2 separate regions of the Mus musculus genome follow, and region 1 is linked to region 2. The links are chromatin loops, found by intact Hi-C in ENCODE. Cell type or tissue: gastrocnemius. All regions are shown on one strand.

What was found. Peaks named below come from ENCODE experiments on the same cell type or tissue, not always from the same donor. Only the 100,000 strongest peaks of a DNase experiment are listed, where the experiment ranks them.
Region 1: a loop joins it to region 2, with 10 times the contacts of the local background. A loop is called at or near these places in 35 of 42 quality-filtered maps.

What each region holds. Positions count from the first base shown.
Region 1 is chr9:96,571,447-96,576,446 of GRCm38, reverse strand. Rasa2 (RAS p21 protein activator 2) reads left to right here. Exons shown (of 24, transcript NM_053268.2): 9 at 60-161; 10 at 4,426-4,582. Among named protein-coding and RNA genes, the nearest start is that of Gm28729, 49 kb to the right of the region's middle. In gastrocnemius, a CTCF peak has its summit at 3,006; no DNase peak of the experiment used is centred here.
Region 2 is chr9:96,816,672-96,821,671 of GRCm38, reverse strand. No RefSeq gene overlaps it. Among named protein-coding and RNA genes, the nearest start is that of C430002N11Rik, 54 kb to the right of the region's middle. In gastrocnemius, a CTCF peak has its summit at 2,927 (motif pointing right); a DNase peak (open chromatin) is centred at 2,927; H3K27ac peaks cover 213 bases.

The DNA of each region.
Region 1 (5,000 bases), 250 kb after region 2:
ATCACTTGAAACTACTCAGTGTGGTTTGCCAAAACTAATGCTAGGTTTTCAATTTTCAGGATTGACTTGTGGAATAATGAAAACCTAGTCCAAGATGTTTTCCTGGGAGAGATTAAGGTTCCTGTCAATGTGTTAAGAAGTGATTCCTTTCATCAAGCCTGGTAAGAAGACAGATACTCTAATGAACCAAATTTAATTCTCTTTAATAAAGAATATAAATATATGCTTGCTGGAAATAAGTAAAAAGTTACTGATATTAATTTGGTTATGAATTTGTTATTAGAGGAAAGATAAGTACTTTAATAGTTGTATCACTTGATCTGTGATACTGAGATAAAGAATTTAGTTGTCTAGGAATATTTTTCTGTTTAAGAATAAAATCTTGGGGCTGTAGAAATAGCTGAACTCTCTTCTCAGTTTGGACGGGGTTTCAGATCCTAGCACCTACCTCAGATCTCTCAAACAAAGGGCTTTAACTTTAGGTCTAAGGAATCCACTGGTCTCTTTGGTCTTGATGGGCACCTGTACATGGACACACACAAACACACACACACTAAAAATAAAGTCTTAAATCTAAGAAATGAGAAACATTAAGACATCGAATGAACCGCTCGTTGATGCTTGATCACATGTCATCATCTGCAGTTTGGATGCTTTTCGGTCAAAGAATTGTGGGTAGAAAGCAGAGGGCTTATTGAGAAGACACAGCAGTCTTCTGTGTGAGGCAGTGTATGATTTTCAGTTATCACACATTTACAAATGCAGATAACCTCGATGTGTTTTCTGAGTGTGGGGTATTGACTATAATGTCATTTGGCCTTTTCATGGCTCTAATAGTGATACTGAATTAATAACATTAATGTTAATAACCTTAATGTTTTGACATTAAATTCATACTTATTTCAATGTGAAACTTTTTCTCTATAGCCCTTAAAAACTAGTGTTTTCTGTCTCTTCGTGTGTCTGAGCCCATGTTTCTTCCTAGATTGATTGGTATGTAGGATCATGCTTTCTCAGTTGTTGGTGCTTGTTGATGCTGCTATGTGAGCATGTAGGTATGCTTACACTCATGCGCACATAGAGAACAGACTTGACACTGGATATGTTCACCAGTCACTCTCAGTTTCTGAAGAGAGGACTTCAGAACCAGGAGCTCACTGATTAGCTAGGCTGGGTGGGCAGTGAGCTCCAGGGACTGCCTGTCTTTTCCTGCCCCGTGCAAGGATTGCAGATGTGCACACCACTAAACCCAGCTTTTACATGGGTGCTGGGAACCTAAACTCGGATTCTCATGCTCTGCAGAGCAAGCACTTTATCAGCTGAGCCATTTCTCTGACCTCTGTCTCTTCCCTTTAAAGGTCACTTTTTAAAATGAAATGTAATATTTGTGCCTGCTTATTAAGTGTAATAGTCACTTGTATATACTGTGTAATGATCAAATCAGGATAGTCAGCATTTCCATCTCTCAAATACCATTTCCATGTTGGATGCTGGAGAATTAGACTGTGCTGAACCGTGACATCAGTTGTTACGGACCATAGTGAACCTGTTGGATTATAAACAGAGCTGCTACTCCCACGCTGCATTGAGAGCCCGTTCTAATAATAATACCTTTCTCTGATGATCTCCCCTCCTGCCTCTAGCAACTTACAGTCTTTGTTTTTATGTGGATCAACTTTAGTTTTCACAAAGGAATAAGAACTTGTGGCCTTTGTCTTTCTGTGCCTTACTTCACATGATAAAATGACCTCCAGTTCCAGATGGGTTACCATAAGTGATAGGATTTCACTCTTTAATAGCAAACCGTCTGTTGATGAGTAAATGAATTTAAATAACGTGGTCTGTACACACTGGGATGTTAACATAAGAACCGCTCTTTAGAACTCAGCTGCCTAGAAGAGGAGTTGGTGTTGACTGTTTAGGGGTTGGGTTTTTGTTTTTGTTTTTGTTTTTATTGTTTTAGTTTCTGAGACAGAATCTCACTATTTAACCTTGACTGGCCTAGATCTTACTATGAGGACCAGACTGTCCTTGAACTCAGAGATCCACCTGTCTTTGCCTTCTAAGTGCTGAGATCTAAGCTGTGCACACTCCAGCTGACCTAGGACTTAGACGTTTCTCTTTGGTCTCACTTGCCTTTAAAGGAGCCTGCCACCAGACAGTCCTCATTGGGATTCTGCTATTCCATAGCCTTCCTTAGAGAGACTGTATTTTAGACTAATTTTCAAATTTTATTTTTTAACTCTTCCAATGCAAATCTAAATGTATTAGTCTCTCTAAAAACATTTTGTGTGTTTTAATTTCTAAATGCATCCAGAGAAGGAGAAAAATGACTTTAATTGTTGAGAAAAATGTATTACCGTTTGCCTCCCCTGCCCCCATGTCATATTTCCTCCCTTCTCCATGAAAATTCCTGAACTCAGTTTTTAAGTCTTGAAAATAACATTCCATACCTTTAGTACAGAAGAAAAAATGAGTTGTTGTGTCTCCCAGGGGCCTCCACAATGAGCCTCAGACCTGCCCCCACAGTGTGACACAGTCTTTCCATATACTTTCAAATTTGACAGAACTTTCTACCTTGGCCAACTTGGAATATTAACAGACAATAAGTAACTTTATTTCAATTTCTTCTATCAATAGTATAAATACTTCATGTGCTCTTGAGTGCTGGTGTCTTTGAGGTCAGAGTCGTTGAATCCTCTGGAGCTGGAGTCACAGGTGATTTGTGGCTGCCTGATTTTGGTTGCTAAGAATTGAACTCGTTCTTTGTTTATGATCTCAACCATTGAGCTAGTTCTCTAGGCTCCAATAAAAATATTTTAATTTAAAGTAGTCTGTCAGAAGCATAAATGCTAAAATTTATGTAGCATAAAAGAGAAGAATCTGCTAATGTATATGAATTAATGTACATTGTATGGAAGTATAAAAATGTTAATGCCATTTTAATTGAAGATCTTGATCTCCTTTATCACTTATAGAGCTGTAGCATCCTCTAGTGGTATTAAAGATAACTGCACAAAACCTCATTCCATTCAGGCATAGTTATTTCTAACGTTGATATTGCAAAGGGTCATAATAACTTATTAGTAGGCAGTACTCTTGCTTTAAGTTTTTCTATTTTCTTTTTTCCAGTAATTTCCATTAGTATTTGCCTATTATATTGTATGTCTAAAAACTGGTTTTTGATGGTTTAGTTTTTTTAAGATTTCTATTTTATGTATATGAGTGTTTTGCTCTATGTATGTCTGTGTACTGCATGTATGCCTGGTGCTTGTGGGGGTCATCAGATGGTGTCAGATGCCCTGCCACAGGAATTAGAGATAGTTGTGAGCCAACATGTGGGTCCTCTACAGAAGCGGCAAGTGGTCTCCACTGCTGCATCATCTCTCCAGCTCTACTTCCTATTTAATTTTATTTGCAGATTATAATACAATGACTCATGCCACTTTCCCTTGCTTTCTAAGACGTCTTTTGTTGCCCTTATGTACATATTACTTTTATGTGTGTCCCTTGCGCGCGCAGCCTGTGAATGCCTGCAGGAATTGTTCTCTGTTTCCACCACTTGCCTTCTGGGTATTGAAGTAAAGGCATCTCTGTTTACCTTGAGTCGGTTCTTGGTGGTGGGGGAACCTGGGAGAATGAAACGGACTACAGTCTCGTGCTAGCCAGCCGCACTCAGAGCATCACACATTTCATACTCGGAGTGATTTACCTCCTTAACCTTGATTGTTTTTTAATTGGTGATAATTAGATTGGACGTTAGCATTGTCTTTTTTGTGTTGATATTAGCTAATTTTCATTTTGCCATGTGTAGATAATAGAACATAATTTGATTGTTTTTTTAAATAAGTTTTTTTTAATAGAAATTACACCATTCCTAGGTAAAAAGATGTAAAAGAGAATCCTGCCTCCTTCCCCAGTGCCACTTGCCTAGGTCCTATTTCTGAGCCAGCCTCTGTTCTCTAGATTCTGGGAATATTTTCTATATTCATAGGCAAATGCATGTATATATTTTCATTCGTTGTTTTGTTGTATTGAACCTGGGTTTCTGTGTGGCCTGGGAGTCATAATCTCCCAAGTGCACACACGACCACATGCCCACCTGTACTATGCCTGTATGTTTACTCAACAGTGTAGTAGAACACTATAGATAGGCGTTGACTCTTGATGGTGGTTTACAACTTATACTCTAGAATCAGACAGCCTTAATTCAGGTCCCATCCTCGCCAGTAACCACTTGCTCTGTGCTTCTTATTTCGTGGGCACAGTGAGGGCTGAATGTGCTGAGAACACAGTCCGCCCATGAGCTGCAGTCTGGCCCTGGCCCGTGGTTTCTTCTTCAGTAGCTCAGCTGTCTACTTATCCCGCTTGCTCGTTAACTCACTACCATCACGTGTAGTACCATCAGCTGTACTTTTACTTTAGGTACTTGCTACAGCCAAGAGACAATGGAAACAAATCATCTAAAACCGATGACCTGGGATCTCTTCTGTTAACTCTCTGCTATACAGAAGACTGCGTGCTTCCATCAGAGTACTATGGACCGCTGAAAACTTTGCTGCTAAAGTCACCAGATGTTCAGGTACTTTAAAAATCTTTTTTTTTCCCCAAGTGTTTTGTGATTTGTTCTGGATTTGTATATAGGTACAAAGCTTCAAGGGATAAACCCAGAAAAACGGTCAGCTTCATCCGTCCACATGTCGGAGGAGCCCTTGTGGTCAGCTCTGGGAACTACTTTAAAAATCTTATATGATCCCCAAGTGGGGCAGTCTCTGGATGGTCGTTCCTTCAGTCTCTGCTCTGAACTTGGTCAGACTGCCCCACTTGGGGATCCATGCCATAAACAAACCCAGGCACTATGGCAGATGCCAAAAAGAGCTTGCTGACAGGAGCCTGATATAGCTCTCTCCTGAGAGGCTCTGCCAGTGCCTGGCAAATACAGAAGTGGATACTCACAGTCATCCATTGGATGGAGCACAGGATCCACAATGAAGGAGCTA
Region 2 (5,000 bases):
TCCAATACTGTCTTGCTGAGCCACGGTCCATTAATTTCTTGCATCTAGCTGCCCAGCTCTCCACACTCTGTCTGTTAGGTTTTTATGAAGATTTCATTGCATAGGCATAATTGATTATGTCTTTGGCTACTGGTGATCAATATGACTACGACATCCCTCCCATCTCTGAAGGTTGAGTGATGGGGGTGAAAGTTCCACCCTCTGAGCATGCCGTGGTCTTCCCACCAAACAACCCTCAACTTGGAGCTATCTGGAGACTACCTGCATCAGGATACTTATTGTAGCATGCAAAAGAAATGATTTTAGAAAGCCTAAGGATTTTATAGGGAAATGGACCAACATCAGATATGTCTCGATATACATCTTCTGGAAGCAGTACTTTGAACTGTTGGACAAACATGGCTCTGAAATTTTCTATGGGGATGTTCAAATATTAAAAAATAGGAACAAGATCATTCTAGATCTTTTGTTCCAGGACTTGATTTTAAGGGTATATTTTTTAGGGGGCTGGCAAGATGGCTTAGTGGATATAAGCACTTGATGCTCTTCCAGAGGACCTCAGTTCAATTCCAAGCACCCACATGATCACAACTCTGGTTTGGGGGATCTGACACCCTCTGACCTCTGTGGGTACCAGGCACACAAATGGTAAACATATATTCATCCTAGGAAACACAAAAATAAAATTGATTGATAAATTTTGTTTTGTTTTTTGAAATAAGGTTTCTCTGTGTTTCTGGAACTTGATCTGTAAACCAGGCTGGCCTTAAACTCACAGAAATTCACCTGCCTTTGTCTCCTGAGTGCTAGAAAAATTTTTTAAAGAATGTATTTTTATTAAATTGCTTCCTTTAGCATCAACTTAGAAGTTTTTCTCATTAATTTCTTCAGCAGTATGTCTTGTAGATATTTCCATCTTGAGATGTGTAGATAGAGACAGACAGCTCATTTTATAAAATACAGAATAGACTAGTATATTTTATAGAAACAACAAAAATTAAATTTTATAGAACATAGATATTCTTTTTATATTCTTTTTTAAAACACATTTTATTTATCTTTTTATGTGTGACATGTTTATGTGTGTACATTTGTGTCAGTACAGGTTCAAGAGTGTCATGACAGACTTTTTTTTTAGCTTTTTTGTTTTGTTTTGTTTTTTCGAGACAGGGTTTCTCTGTATAGCCCTGCTGTCCTGGAACTCACTCTGTAGACCAGGCTGGCCTCTAACTCAGAAATCCGCCTGTCTCTGCCTCCCGAGTGCTGGGATTAAAGGTGTGCACCACCACGCCCGGCCCTTTTTAGCTGTTTTTAAAACGTTTTTAGGGCTGAAGAGACAGCTCAGCAGTTAAGAGCACTGACTGCTCTTCCAGAGGTCCTGAGTTCAATTCCCAGCAACCAACCACATGGTGGCTCACAACCATCTGTAATGGGATCACATGCCCTCTTCTGGTGTGTCTGAAGACAGCAACAGTGTACTCATATAAATAAAATAAATAATTCAAAAATAAATAAAAACATTCTTATTCTTTGAGAATTTCATATAAAACATTTTTTACCATATGCAGCCCCATCTTCCAACTTGTCCAGATTCATTTCTGCCTCCTACTCAACTTCATGTTCCACCCCCACACACACATACACAGACCCCTACCCCCTCGCCCCCCCCCCCCAGGCCCCTTTCTCGGCTCCTTGCCTCTCCTTTCTCCCTGTGCTGGAACTGCAAGTGGCCGTTACCACGCTGGGCTGAGCATTCTTTGTCAAGCTTCGCTTTGAACAGACTTAACAAACTCAACTATATGCTATTGGAATTAGAGTTTACTCGTTTTAGTGCCAGGAATCGAACCCAGGGCCTCGCACATGCTAGGTAAGCACTCTGCCACTAAGCCACATCCACAACCGTGTTCCTCTTTCAAAAGAGGAGCTCAGTGATGTGCCCAGGTGGCCTTAGCCTCCCATCAGACCGTAACCTCAAGGTCCTCCTGCCTCAGCCTCCTGAGTACAGGCCTGTGCTGCTGGCCTGGTGGTAATAATTAGCAATAATAAATGGCTTTCCAAGAAAACTACTAAACACCTGATCGAAGGTCTTTCATCATAGGCTCAGCAGAATTAGACTTGGAAGAAGTCTTCGGTAAATCCCTTTTTCAGAACCCAAGAACTAGGACAGGAAAGGTGGGGATACACGCCTCGCTGAATCTTCAGAAAGCCCCTCGAGGCGGGTTCAGCATCCCAGGCTGGGTAGGTCACCCTGATGTGTTAGATAGAATGTAGCTGCAGATACACAGGGTAAAGTAGTGGCTAGTGGGATGCCAGCCCGATCCTCATGGCTCAAGACTTGCAACTGAGTATCAGGAGTGTAGCCCTGTGTTCACACCTACCAGGAGCTAGCTCAGTCACAAATCTGTCCATGAGGAATCAGCCGAATACACAGGCATGACCAGGCCCTCCTAGCTGCTGAGGCCTGGCTAACAGCTGGGACAGATGAGCATCCGTGAGGAAAGGGTCACCAAGAGGAACAGAACTCCTCAGGGCTGCGGTACCCTCAGCAGGAGGATACCCTTGGGGCTGACTTCAGATGTGTCAGCCGAGTGAGAGTCCTGCCTCCCTACATGGGCTGCGTGAGTCTTCCAAGAGAGGAGAATGCTTTTCTAAATAGTCTGCCTTGAGTCCAGCCTAGGTAGACACAGGGGCTCTGGCCACTCTATTCCCTGGAAGAGACTGAGCGGCCTTAGTAAGGGGCGTTTCCTATGGCCTCTGCAGCAGTCCTACCAGATGTTGTGTTTGGAGAAGGATGTCAGTAAATTAAAAATGGGGGTCGCTGCAGTTACAAATTTAAGTCTAAATGGTTAGGGACTATTCCAGCCATCCTGGCTTATTTTTCTTTAAGTAAAACAATGTAGCGAGCGATAGTGTGTTCAACCACTAGAGGGCAGCATCAAATAAGCTATTGGTCTTTAGGGTTGGGTCTGCCTTATAGAAAAGTAGGTTCGCTTGTGTTTTAAGAAGTCGACAAACTGCCCTTGTTTGCCTGTCATGGAGGAGTTTCCACAGGCAAGCTTTTCCATGCTAACATCTGAGAAAGCCTAAGGCAAAGTAAAACAAGCCAGTGACTCAGGAGTTACACATGAAAACAAATGTATTATATCGTTCACATTTTATAGAAAAGTTTGACTGGGTGATTCACAGAGCTAGCTGGTGTGAAGCAGAATTGGATTAAAGGAACATGTTCTCTTTGTTTGTTTTGTTTGTTTTGTTTTGTTTTTCAAGACAAGGTTTCTCTGTATAGCCCTTGCTATCCTGCAACTCACTCTGTAGACCAAGCTGGCTTCAAACTCAGAGAGCCACCTGCCTCTGCTGGGATTAAAAGCGTGCACCACCGCCTGGCTAGGACCATGTTCTTTTTTTTTTTTTTTTTTTTTTTTTTTAAAATTTTTACTACTTTTATTTTTTTATTTTTTTTTTCCATTTTTTATTAGGTATTTAGCTCATTTACATTTCCAATGCTATACCAAAAGTCCCCCTTACCCACCCACCCCCACTCCCCTACCCACCCACTTCCCCCCTTTGGCCCTGGCGTTCCCCTGTACCGGGGCACACAAAGTCTGCGTGTCCAATGGGCCTCTCTTTCCAGTGATGGCCGACTAGGCCATCTTTTGATACATATGCAGCTAGAGTCAAGAGCTCAGGGGTACTGGTTAGTTCATAATGTTGTTCCACCTATAGGGTTGAAGATCCCTTTAGCTCCTTGGGTACTTTCTCTAGCTCCTCCATTGGGAGCCCTGTGATCCATCCATTAGCTGACTGTGAGCATCCACTTCTGTGTTTGCTAGGCCCCGGCATAGTCTCACAAGAGACAGCTACATCTGGGTCACAAGAGACAGCTACATCTGGGTCACAAGAGACAGCTACATCTGGGTCACAAGAGACAGCTACATCTGGGTCACAAGAGACAGCTAGGACCATGTTCTTAAGCAGGACACCGCATAATAGTCCCCTGAACAATCTGGGTCACTGTTAGGTTTCATGCTACCCAAACCTGATCACCATGGCTTAAGCAATAAAGTCATGTGTCAATCCTTTCAAATGGGTCCAGCATGCTCTCAGGATCTCAGATGCCTGCGGACGTCACACGGGCAGAACAGGGGCTCCTTGATTCCAAGGAAGCAGTGAGTTTATTAGGCACATTGCTGTTCCTGTCAAAGCTGCTTCAATTTAAGTGCATTAATTACTTTTCTATTGCTGAGATCAAGGTAATTTACACAAGGAAGAGTTTATTTGGGGTTTGTCTTAGTCAGGCTTTCTATTCCTGCACAAACATCATGACCAAGAAGCAAGGTGGGGAGGAAAGGGTTTATTCGGCTTACATTTTCCACATTGCTCTTCATCACCAAAGGAAGCCAGGACTGGAACTCAAGCAGGACAGAAAGCAGGAGCTGATGCAGAGGCAATGGACAGATGTTACTTACTGGCTTGCTCCCCCTGCCTTGCTCAACCTGCTCTCTTACAGGACCCAGGACAACCAGCCCAGGAATAGCACCACCCACAAGGGGACCTCCCACCCTTGATCACTAATTGAGAAAATACCTTAATTGAAAATACCTAGATCTCATGGAGGCATTTCCTCAAGGGAGGCTCCTTTCTCTGCGATAACTGCAGCTTGTGTCAAGTTGACACACAGAACCAGCCAGCACAGGTTCCAGGATGTTGGAGCAGAGGTCGCAGGCAGCAGGTGGCCATAACAACAGCCGAGGACTCATATCTTGAACTACAAACAGAAGGCAGACCGGGCAATCAGTAAGCTCACCACTGGCTTTTCAAATCTCAAAGCTTGCCCCTAGACACAACTCCTCCAACAAGACCACATCGCTTAATCCTTCCCAAACAGGTCCATCAACTGGGGACTGCATATTTAAACATACTAGCCTATGGGAGACAATCTAATTCAAGCCAGCACACTGAGGAAGAGTGGGTGCTAACAGAGCTAACAGTGAACATCCTTC